2 separate regions of the Mus musculus genome follow, and region 2 is linked to region 1. A link is a contact called in ENCODE Hi-C or POLR2A ChIA-PET data. All regions are on one chromosome and are shown on one strand. Each heading gives the region's core, a stretch centred on a gene start or an enhancer-like site at or near the end of the contact. The rest is flanking DNA. Distances are from core to core; before and after follow the strand shown.

Region 1 (4,630 bases), core at 1,196-3,695:
AGTTGAGATAGTTTCAGTACTAAAAACGAGAGAGGCCACTCACTCAAGCTTTCAAGATTCACAATATTCAATACACAGTAAACATAAGAAAAACACCTTTGAATGCTTTTATAATGAAAGACAGCATGCTCTTACTGTTTTACAAAGTGCATGTGTTATCTCATTTGCTTCTAATAACTTTGGTATGAATGGATCAATTTTATCATACTGAGGCTCTAAAAACTAAAGTTCAAAGGAATTATATAGCATGTCCAAGTACACATATCTAGTAAGTGATGGTACTGTATCTGTCTAAAAACACAGGCCTTATTTAACCTATAGTCAGTCAGAGGACCACTGTAGTGAGGAGCCTGTATTACAAGCTGCTTAGGTTCAAATCTAAATTTTAGAATGCAGTAGCTGCTTAGCCATGTTACTCTGTTGCAAGCATAACTTTAGCCTCTCTATTTATTCATCTGTAAAATACAGAATTCAACTAATAATATCTACCTAAGAGGACCTTGCTGACAAAGATGCTAAAACGTACACATGCCACATGCTTGGTACAGATAACAATAAATATTAGCTATCACTGTTCTTCTGTAGCTACACTACAATTACACCTAGAATACACTGTACTACTTAACCAAGAATTGTGATTAGCAGTGTGCAAAAGAAAAAAATAGCAACCAGAATGAATAGATAGGATGCATTTTGGTTTTCTGTTAAGGTAAATCTATAGCACTCTAGGCAGGAAAAGAGAAAAGGCAGAAGGCTGTATCACACACAATCTATCAACTATGACAGTATAAGATCAAACTAAACTGCAGTAATAGTAATAGAGTAAGTCCTGGGTAGACCCTAGAACTGATTATTATATGAACATAGAATACTCAATCTACAAAAGAGAAGTGGGTAACAAAATCTGGAGATAATTTCTGAATGAGGGGAGAAAAGGCTAGTAAGAGAAGCTCACCAACTCTAAGAAATTGCTACCTAATCCTACACTGGTTTCAGGTACCAGTTTCTCTTAAGGAGTATTTAAAGGATTCAGAATGACAAGAAATACAGTCTTTCCAGTCAGATTTTCTCAGACAAGTGTTTTCTTGAGCCCATATTAATATATTATTCTATGTGAGCAACAACTCTACAACTTGAGCACCTCTGGATTCCATTACACCCATAAAAAAAAGGGAATTATTACTGGCGCTTTGAAGACATAAGGTAAATAAGAAAGTGTGTTTAGATTTTAGTATAAGAAGCAAAATCTCTTTAACACAAAGGCCATCACTTTCAGTCACCAAGTCTCAAGGCTCTTTGGGAATTCCTTCAGAAAGAATGGCTTTTCCAAGTACACCTTTAGCAATCCTTTGGTTCATAAGCTATGTCTGCTCCTGGACATCCAGAGATGTGCTTGAAATTAACTTGAACTCCATAGAACTTCAGAGAAAGGGACAGAGCGGGTCGCAAAAACCGTTTCCTTTCTAGTGCCAAAGAACATGCCCCAAAACTATGGCTGACTCCACATCTGTGATAATCCTCTCCCACCAGGCTAACCGAAAAAGGGCTTCATCAGGGATCCCGCCCGCCCCACGCCGCAGGGTTTCAAGGAGCAGCCCCAAAAGTACTATTGGTCAAGATTGTGCAAGACCTGACCAGAAGAACAACAGTTTAGACATTACTCTTACCCTCATGACGACTCACGTTTTCAAAATCACAGGTCCGGAACACATCACACCTGACTCGCCCCTGCCCTTACCTCATAACGAAAGCAAATGAACTGACAGCAAAACTGAGTAACTCACTCACTAGCTTTCTGAACACTACCCAAACTGCCCTAACTGCGGTGATGGGGTACCCGAGTACAAAGGCAAAAAGTGATCCCCAATATCCCCTTCTCTCCCTGCTGGAACTCTGCAAATTCCAAAACACAACTCGTAAACCACAAGAGGAAGAGCTGGGTGGCCGCTGTGTCCCTGGCTTAGGAGCAGGAGCACCAAGCAACCCAAAAAGCCGAGATGATTTGGGGGTGTGACCCGACCTACTCCCTCTTTCATCCCCACGGGAAGTCCCCAGAGGCCGGCCCCTTACTCACCAGACTAGAGAGCAGAGAGAGAGGCAGGAGACCAGGGCCAAGGCCCGCCGGTACTTCTTCATCTTCTCCTCCTTCTTCCCCCTGCCAGGAGGCGGCACATCCTCCCCACAGCAGCCACTGTCGAGGCCAAGATGGAGGAGCCGGAGCAGAAACGCGAGGATGGGACCGAGAGTCCGAAGAGCAGTGGGGCTTGGGGAGCGGTTCCGCAGCGGCTCGCGTCCCGGATGGCCTCCCCGAGAGGCCCACGGCAACGGGAATAGGGACGCTTCACAGGAGCGCTCGGGAGACTGCCGCCGCCGCCGCTCTGTCTGCCCGCTCGCCCGCGCCCGCCTCCTCCGGCCTTCGCCGCCACTGCCTCCCCATCCCCGCCCCGCCCGCCCGGGCCCTCGCTCCGTGCTGCCGGCGACCAACGGCCGCCGCGTACTCGCCTCTCAGCAGCCAATCCCCGGCCGGGCCAGCGCACCTCGCACTCCACTGAGCTGGGTGGAAGGAGACGCGTCACCCACGTCCCTCTCGGCTCGCGCTCCACAAGTCACAGCGCGGGCCACGCCCCCTCCGCTGACAAAGCTCCAAAACGCCACAACCGCCGCCCAACCTGCGCAGGTCCCACCCACTCGCTGGCGCTCGAACAGGAAGTCCTGTAACCCTCGGTCTTCCGCCTTTCAATGGCCTGCCCACTCTCGCTGGCACGCGCCGCCTCCGCGCACGGGTATCTGGGGCTTGTAGTCCTCCTGCCCGAACCCGCCTTTTTTTTTTTTCCTCCGTAGAACTCGCGGGTTTGGTTCTCGAGTTTTACACTTTCACTTCTCACCTTCAGACTGACTAGCTTTGTCATTTGTCATTGTTAAGTCTATAATTCTTCCTTGGAGCACAGTCATGGAACGGCCTGGAATGACTGGAGAGGGTCAGGAGAAAGCATGCTAATGCAATTTAAAAGTCGGTTTACCGGCAGTGGGTCGGGCTTACTGAGGTAGATGATGATTGGAAGGTAGAAAGAGGCGTGTCAACGTTTCCTCTCACATGATTGGCTGGGAAGGACTGAGCTTTTCTTTCACCTAAGTGAGAATTCCTACCTGCCCGCCAGATTCCTAAGATAGAGCTTTAGTGTTCTTTTTTGTTCTTTTAATTTCGGGCTGTGGGTTTGCTGCTGCAAGGCAGAAAAGACACTACGGACTCTCGGCGTCTGGAAGCAGAGAAAGCGAACTCCTACACATACTTGCTGTGAACAAGAAAAAAAAAAAGAAGTGGTGTTCACAGATGGAGACCCCAAAATCTGTAAAAAGCTGAGGCCCAGAATCCTACTTAGGGAGCGTTGGTGTGCAATCTCAGAATGCTTTGTGGCTACTGCCAGACATCTCTTCAAGTAGCTTACTGATCCTGAAAGACAGCAGTTGGAAGAGACTAGACTTTTGGCCTCTTAGTATAGCAGTTCCTTCCTCTAAGTCTCCCGTGTGCCTATTTAACATATCAAAGCAGAACTGGCTGCCACGTTCTCCCAGCATTCTTCAGTCTCTACCAGTTAGTTGCAGGATTCTTCTCATCAGCCCCTACTCCAAACTTCTCCAGCCCAGGGGCTGGGCAGCCATTCCCTCATGCACCCTTCCCTATATAATCCAGCCATTTTGGTTACCTGGCCCTTTTGGTCTGCCCTTTACCCTCCTGGCCTCTTGATCTCCTGGTCTCCTGGCTCTCCTTGCCTCCTCCACTTTCCTCACATGGCCCCTGCTCAGGTTCGTATTCACTCTGGACTCGTCCAGATGCCCCTGTCTCTGGCTATGTCTCCCTTGTATAAACCTCCTCTACCATGCCCAGGAGCAGTCATTCCCTTCCTATTTTATTTTATTTTATTTTCAGTTCCTCTCATCTATCTGCACCGCCATACCCATTAACCTCCTCCACTTCTCCCACCCTTAACTCCTGAGATCTGTGAACACTATTCTGTTCTCATCTTTGAAATTATCTTAATTTTCATGTATAAGAGAGACTACACGGCATTTGTATTTCTACCTCTGATTTTACACAACATTCTCCAATTTCATCTGTGTTACAACTAATGACAAGATTTCGTTCTTTTTATAGTTTAATGTGTAAATAAATATACTGTATTTTCTTTATCAATGGATCCCTAGGTTGCTTCCATATTTTGGCGACTGTGCAATTCCTCCTTGACATTTACCCAGGTGTTATGTTTTATATAAAAGAAAAAGCCGGGGATATGTTAGGTGGAGGCACAGTATGGAGTTGGGGGAGGGGGGCAGGGAGAAGGCTGTGCTTCTGCGGGCCCACACTGAGGCATCCCTTACCCCTGAGGAACAGCCATACAAGTATAGTATAGAATAGAGTTTATTTAGGGCATGGGGAGGGGAGTTGACAAGATAGTAGAGACAGAGAAAGGGAGAGAGAGAGGAGAGGAGTAGAGGCTAGCCATGAACACTTGGAGAGGGAGAGGAAAATGAAGGGAGAAGGGACAGAGTGGGAGAGAGTAGAAAGGCAAGCAAAAATAGAAAGAAGGGGGCAAGCAGCCCCTTTTATAGTGAGTCAGGCATAACTGTGGGG
Region 2 (5,323 bases), core at 641-3,140, 3.6 Mb after region 1:
AAAATAAACTTTCACACCTCTTTTAAGACAAGGATTTTAAAAAGGACTTTACAAATATTAAAAACAAGCAGTCTAGGTACTTACTACAACATATGTAAATGATGTTTGCACAGTCATGACAGTGAACACATATTACAGAAAAGGGGACAGGGTCAGGTGAAAATTTACAGTGTAATCCCAGCTATCAGGAGAATGAGATAAAAGTTAAGGCTAGTCTGGACTATATAAGGAGTCTCTTTCAAATAAAAATTAAAGAGACTAAAACTTAGAACATTAAAATTCTTCATTAAGTACTATGTAATGTTTTACACACATTTTTATGTCTAAAAGGATCTCCAGACGCAGTGAAGAAAAAAGCAAGGGAGAAAAATGCTTTCACCACCATGCATCCGGTTTTCATTCACACACATGTAGGGTGCACATACAGGCACTAGTATTTATATATGTATGCATTTCTAAGAAGGAAATAAATCAAGGAAAATAATCACAAAACAGAAACATTTCTAGGGGCAGTGGCATGAAATCCAAATGGGACCGATTCTGGGACTTCTGCTTTTTTGTATTTAATTCTTACAATGATAACATTCATTTAAAAACATTAAAACGCACACCTAGGCGTCCTTTAAGCAATTTACAGCCAGTAGTATTGGCTGTAATGAGATTTCATTTCTTTCTATTTTTGTTGTTAGTAAAAAAAAAAAAAAAAATGACAGCAACAAATCGCTTCACTTGGCAAAGAAATGACAGAGTTGGGGGGAGGAGGCACTTTGAAGAAACAGGACTTTTTAGTTGACTCTGGCATGACCCAACACACTCAACAAAACTCACGGTACACAGAACGAAAAAGGTGGAACCCTGCGTCCACAGTCCTGAAGGTTGTTTTTAGAAAGCTTAACTAAGAAACAGAAAATGCCAAGTGTGTTTTCCAGGGGTGGGAACAGGAACGTGAAACCTTACACCACCTAAAAGAGGTCTACGGGACTGACAGCAGGCTGGACCTGGGAAGGCGCGGGGGTGGGGAGGGCTCCGCGATCTCTTTTAGGTTTGGGCTAAGCGCCACGGTTTACAGCGAGCCCGGCTGGGGTGTCAAGTCCCTGAGGGTGGTCAACAGCGTCTCTCTCGGGCGACATCTAACCCCTTGCGGAAGCCGAAGAAGAAGGTGGACAAGCAACACCTTGAGGTCTTCGGCTGAGCGGGGACAGCTCCGGAGAAAAGCAAAAGCGCCAACTTTGGCGTTCAACGTGGCATCTCCGTAAGGCTCGCGGAGTCTTCTCCGGAGTCCCAGCCCACGAGCGACCCCAACACCTTTCCGGGCTTAGTGCCGCCTCCCCACGGCCCGGCTCTCCGAGGGAAGCCCAGCTTGAGCCGCGCCTGGCAGCTTGCAAAGGGGACCCCGACCTTAGGAGGAGCGGGCGCGGATCGCCGTCATCCCACCTGAGACCTAGCCTGCGGGGCGCCCCGGTCGGGGCTCGGTCCGGTCGCCAACAGCCCCGGCGGCGCCCCCTCCCCCACCTCTGGGCGGCGACCTCAGCGCCGCCGCCCCGGGGCCCCCGCTCACCCAGGTAGCGGCTCCTCAGCCGGGACGGGTCCTCCAGCCCAAGGGACCTTTTCCTCACGTCCCACAACAGGTGCGGGCAGGAGCCACTCCGAGCCATGGCTCCGCAGGGGCTGGGGTGGGAAAGGGGAGACCACCGCGGGGGGTGGGGAGGGGAAGAGAGGGAGGGGACAGGCCGATCAACACCCGAGCGGCACCAGCACCATGCGCGCGCCCCGGGGCCTCGCCGGCGCCGCGACTCAGAGGGCGGCAGCCACGGCCGCGCCTTCTCCCCGGGAGCGGAGAGGTACCCGGGCCACGGCTCGCCTCATACTCTCCTCAGACTACCCAGAACATCTAGAGATCGGCAACAGTCCCCTCCCTCGACCCCCCTCCCGCGGGAGGCGGAGGCGAAGGCGGAGGCGGCCGCGAGCTCCTCCCTCTCCTCCCTAGACCACGCCCCCTCCCGGCCCTTCTCGCGAGAGGATGCACACGGGCAACAGAAGCCGCTGTGCGTCACGATTGCCCTCACCCTAGGAGAGGAGCTTGAGGGCGCTCTAGCCTACTCCTTAATGGATTGGAGAGGCATGACGGAAGCCGCTGAGGTTGTCTTGCTCACGCCTCTCGAGTCAAAGGAAAAAACCGGGCGTGATGACCCATGCATGCAATCCCAGCAGTCGGGAGGCTGGACCATAGCGAGATCCAAGCCAGCCTGGGGTACACAGCGAAGACACCGACTCAAAAACAATAAGTAAATAAGAGGAAGTCCGACAGGTATCCAGCGTCATCTTCAGTTCGGGAGAGGGAAGCCCAGAAAGCTTATTAGTCAAAGTGAGGGACCGGGCGGAAGTGCGGCTTCAGGTTCCCCTCTCCAACATGGCCTCCAGGGCCGGAAGGAGATGATTTCTGGCCACGCCTCTTCCGCTCTGTGAGGCCAGCCAATTAGAGCAGGCCGTTAAGCTTGCGCAACGCCTCGCCCGCCTAGCTCTAGCGGCCCCAGCACGGCGACCTCTGTAGCACCTGTTGCCATGACTCCTCCCCCTCGGTCTCCCCAACCCGCTCGCAGGAGGCGGGCCGGGGCGGGCTTTTGCTGAGCTCCGCCCCCCTGAGCCTTTGCGGGACTCGGCCTCTAGGTGCTTCACCTCTGGCTGCCAGAGCCGGGGAAGGGCGCCCTAGGGCAGAGGCGGACGCCCCAGCGCTGCAGAGAGAAAGTGACGAGCCGCCCTTCGTTGTCAGCCAGGAACGCGGACACAGCGGCGCTCCCACCCTGCTGCTGTCGATCCCTAGGCCGCCGCGATGGCAGCTGCCGGCGCCCGAGGCCTGCGGGCCACCTACCACCGACTCATGGATAAAGTGGAGTTGTTGCTGCCAAAGAAATTGAGGCCGCTTTACAACCACCCGGCAGGTAATGAATCCTGAACGGCTCGCACGGAGATCGTTCCTCTCCCTCCGAAACCGGGACATTAGAGGCCCTGTGACAGTTGAGTTGCTACCGGAATCCCAGAGCCCTCATCTCGCCACTGAAGGGAATCCATCAATTCTCCTAGTCTTTCACCTTGTTTCATCTTAGGTCTCTTTCCAAAAACCGAGTATCAGCACCCAGTGCCCTTGTTGACTTTTGATGTCTTCGCTCCCTTAAACACTGCTCACACTCCCGACCTCTCCTCCAGACTTGAACCTTACTTAACTCCTGAGAGCCACGAAGGGGTCTTGGGCCACCATGAAACCCTCCTTCTCCTCCCCTTTCTCCCTCCGTGAATTTCTAACGCACACGTGGGGTAGAGCTGAAAAGGTGTCTGTCTGGTCTCAGCAGAGGGTTTGGAGTAAAGGTCATACTTTAGTTCCTCTTGGCAGAGGCCTGCTAAGTGAGCCCTCCCCAAAATTGGACGCTCCCCACCCCCATCCCCTTCCCCTTCCCGGTTCAGTCAATGTCAACCTGGTTCCATAGACCCAGTATAATAAGCCAGTCATTATGCAATCACTGACCAGGTTATATCTGTGTTTTATGTGGGCAGATATGAATACAGTTCTGTTCCACCGCTCACCAAGATGTGACCTTGGGCAAAATTCTATACCTCTGTCTTAATTCATATAAAATGTATTCAGTGTGAAAATCAAAAATAACATATGCTTGATTCTTTGAGGATGTTAGCTGTCACAAGTACTGGATAAGAATTCTTGTAGTTAAAATAATTCTTTAAGAAACTGGAAGGCCCCTGTCCCTCTAGCTCTTTATCACAGTTATTAAATTAGTTTATTTCTAATACAAAATGGGTGATAGTAATACTTGGGTGAGGACTAAAATCTGATTATATTATGAAGTCTTTCAAGCATAAAATTGAGCAAATAGAAAAATTTACTCACAGTGGAAAAATGGAGTTGCTAACAAAAAAGTGAACTTTGCCTTTACATAGATTAAATCCATAGTCTACAATTGATATTAGAAAGATTTAGTTCTGTTTGTTTCTTTGTTTGTTTGAGACAGCGTCTCTGTATAGCCCAGTCTGTCCTGGAATTCAGCTCTATAGACCAGGCTGGCCTTCAACTCAGAAATCCACCTGCCTCTGCCTCCCAAGTGCTGGGATTAAAGGTGTGGGCCACCATGCCCAGAGGAAGGTTTAGTTCTAAGGGATGAGGCAGTTCTCTAGAGCCTGGGCTGGTTATTAAATCTGGTGTCCACTCTAATAACAGAATGGTCTATACCTCTGCATAGATGGTAATTTTAACACTTAATGGCATTACTGCAGTATGAAAACCATTATAAAACTTGTTTTAAGGAACTTTATTGATGAAGTTTGTTTAGTTACCTATTAGTTTTTACATTTTTCTGCTTTGTTATGTTTTATGGCAGAGATTTTCAGAAGATAATAATTTGACAATCTATGTAATGATCAGAATGTTACAAAATCAACTGAGGTCTTTGGCAATTCTTACCCTCCAGCTTTGGAGTGAGGACAGTGTGGAGCAGGCTCAGTTTTAAAGCACTTAAGCTAACAGAGAATTGGAAAGTAGTCTTTTGTTGATCTTTTTCAAGACCCTGGCTTTTAGCCACTTGTAATTATTGTTTATAGTACTTAAACTGTACAGAGTATTTTGTGCATTTCATCCGGAAGTCTTTGGGTTAATTCTGTTTTAAGTGTAATAAAAGGAACACAGAGTTGGAAGACAGAGGCAGGTTAAATCTTGACTTTAACGAATTCCCCAAACCTTAGGAATCTTTTTGTTTGGTTAGTTGGTTATTTGTTTTGTGTTTTGTTTTTGGTTTGGTTTGGTTTTCAAGGCAAGATATCTCTGTGCAGCCCTGGCTGTCCTGGAATTAGCTCTGTAGATCAGGATGGCTTCAAACTCAGAGATCTGCCTACCTCTCCCTCCTGGGTGCTATGATTGAAAGTGTGAGCCCTCACTGCCTGGGTGCAAATCTTTTAAAATTAAAAATGATTGTGAAAAATTAAATGATTGTAATATCTGTAAAGCATGTACAAAAGTATTTGTTTTACAAATCAGAACGAACTTTCTCTTCCAAATAAAGGGTTTAGGGCTTTTGATGTTGTTATTGTGTTGTTTGTTTGTTTTTGAGACAAGGTCCCTTCTATCCCAGTTTGACCTTGAACTTGAGGTCTTGTTTGTTGCTGTTTTGCTTTTTTAAAATTAGATCTTTACTGGAGTGGTGGCATACTTCTTTAATCCCAGCACTCCGGAGGCAGAAGCAAGCAGATCTCTGTGAGTTTGAGTTCCAGGATAGCCAAGGCTGTGAAACAGGAAAAAAACAAAAACAAAAAACAAAACAAA

What was found. A loop is a pair of places that touch in the nucleus more often than their neighbours do. ChIA-PET counts read pairs that join two places held with the same protein, here RNA polymerase II (POLR2A).
Region 2: a map of heart shows a loop between it and region 1 (7-fold over the local background). The contact joins the promoter of Dcaf6 here to the promoter of Suco in region 1. A Hi-C loop is called at or near these places in 1 of 37 maps with a recorded cell type or tissue (heart). POLR2A ChIA-PET finds 5 or more read pairs at or near these places in 1 of 5 experiments (embryonic stem cell).

Annotation. Positions count from the first base shown.
Region 1 is chr1:161,874,237-161,878,866 of GRCm38, forward strand. It overlaps Suco (SUN domain containing ossification factor), which reads right to left and starts at 2,446. Exons shown (of 24, transcript NM_001357402.1): 1 at 2,075-2,446. The coding sequence starts at 2,136.
Region 2 is chr1:165,458,573-165,463,895 of GRCm38, forward strand. It overlaps Dcaf6 (DDB1 and CUL4 associated factor 6), which reads right to left and starts at 1,891. Exons shown (of 19, transcript NM_028759.1): 1 at 1,559-1,891. The coding sequence starts at 1,655. Mpc2 (mitochondrial pyruvate carrier 2) reads left to right here and starts at 2,688. Exons shown (of 5, transcript NM_027430.3): 1 at 2,688-2,939. The coding sequence starts at 2,831.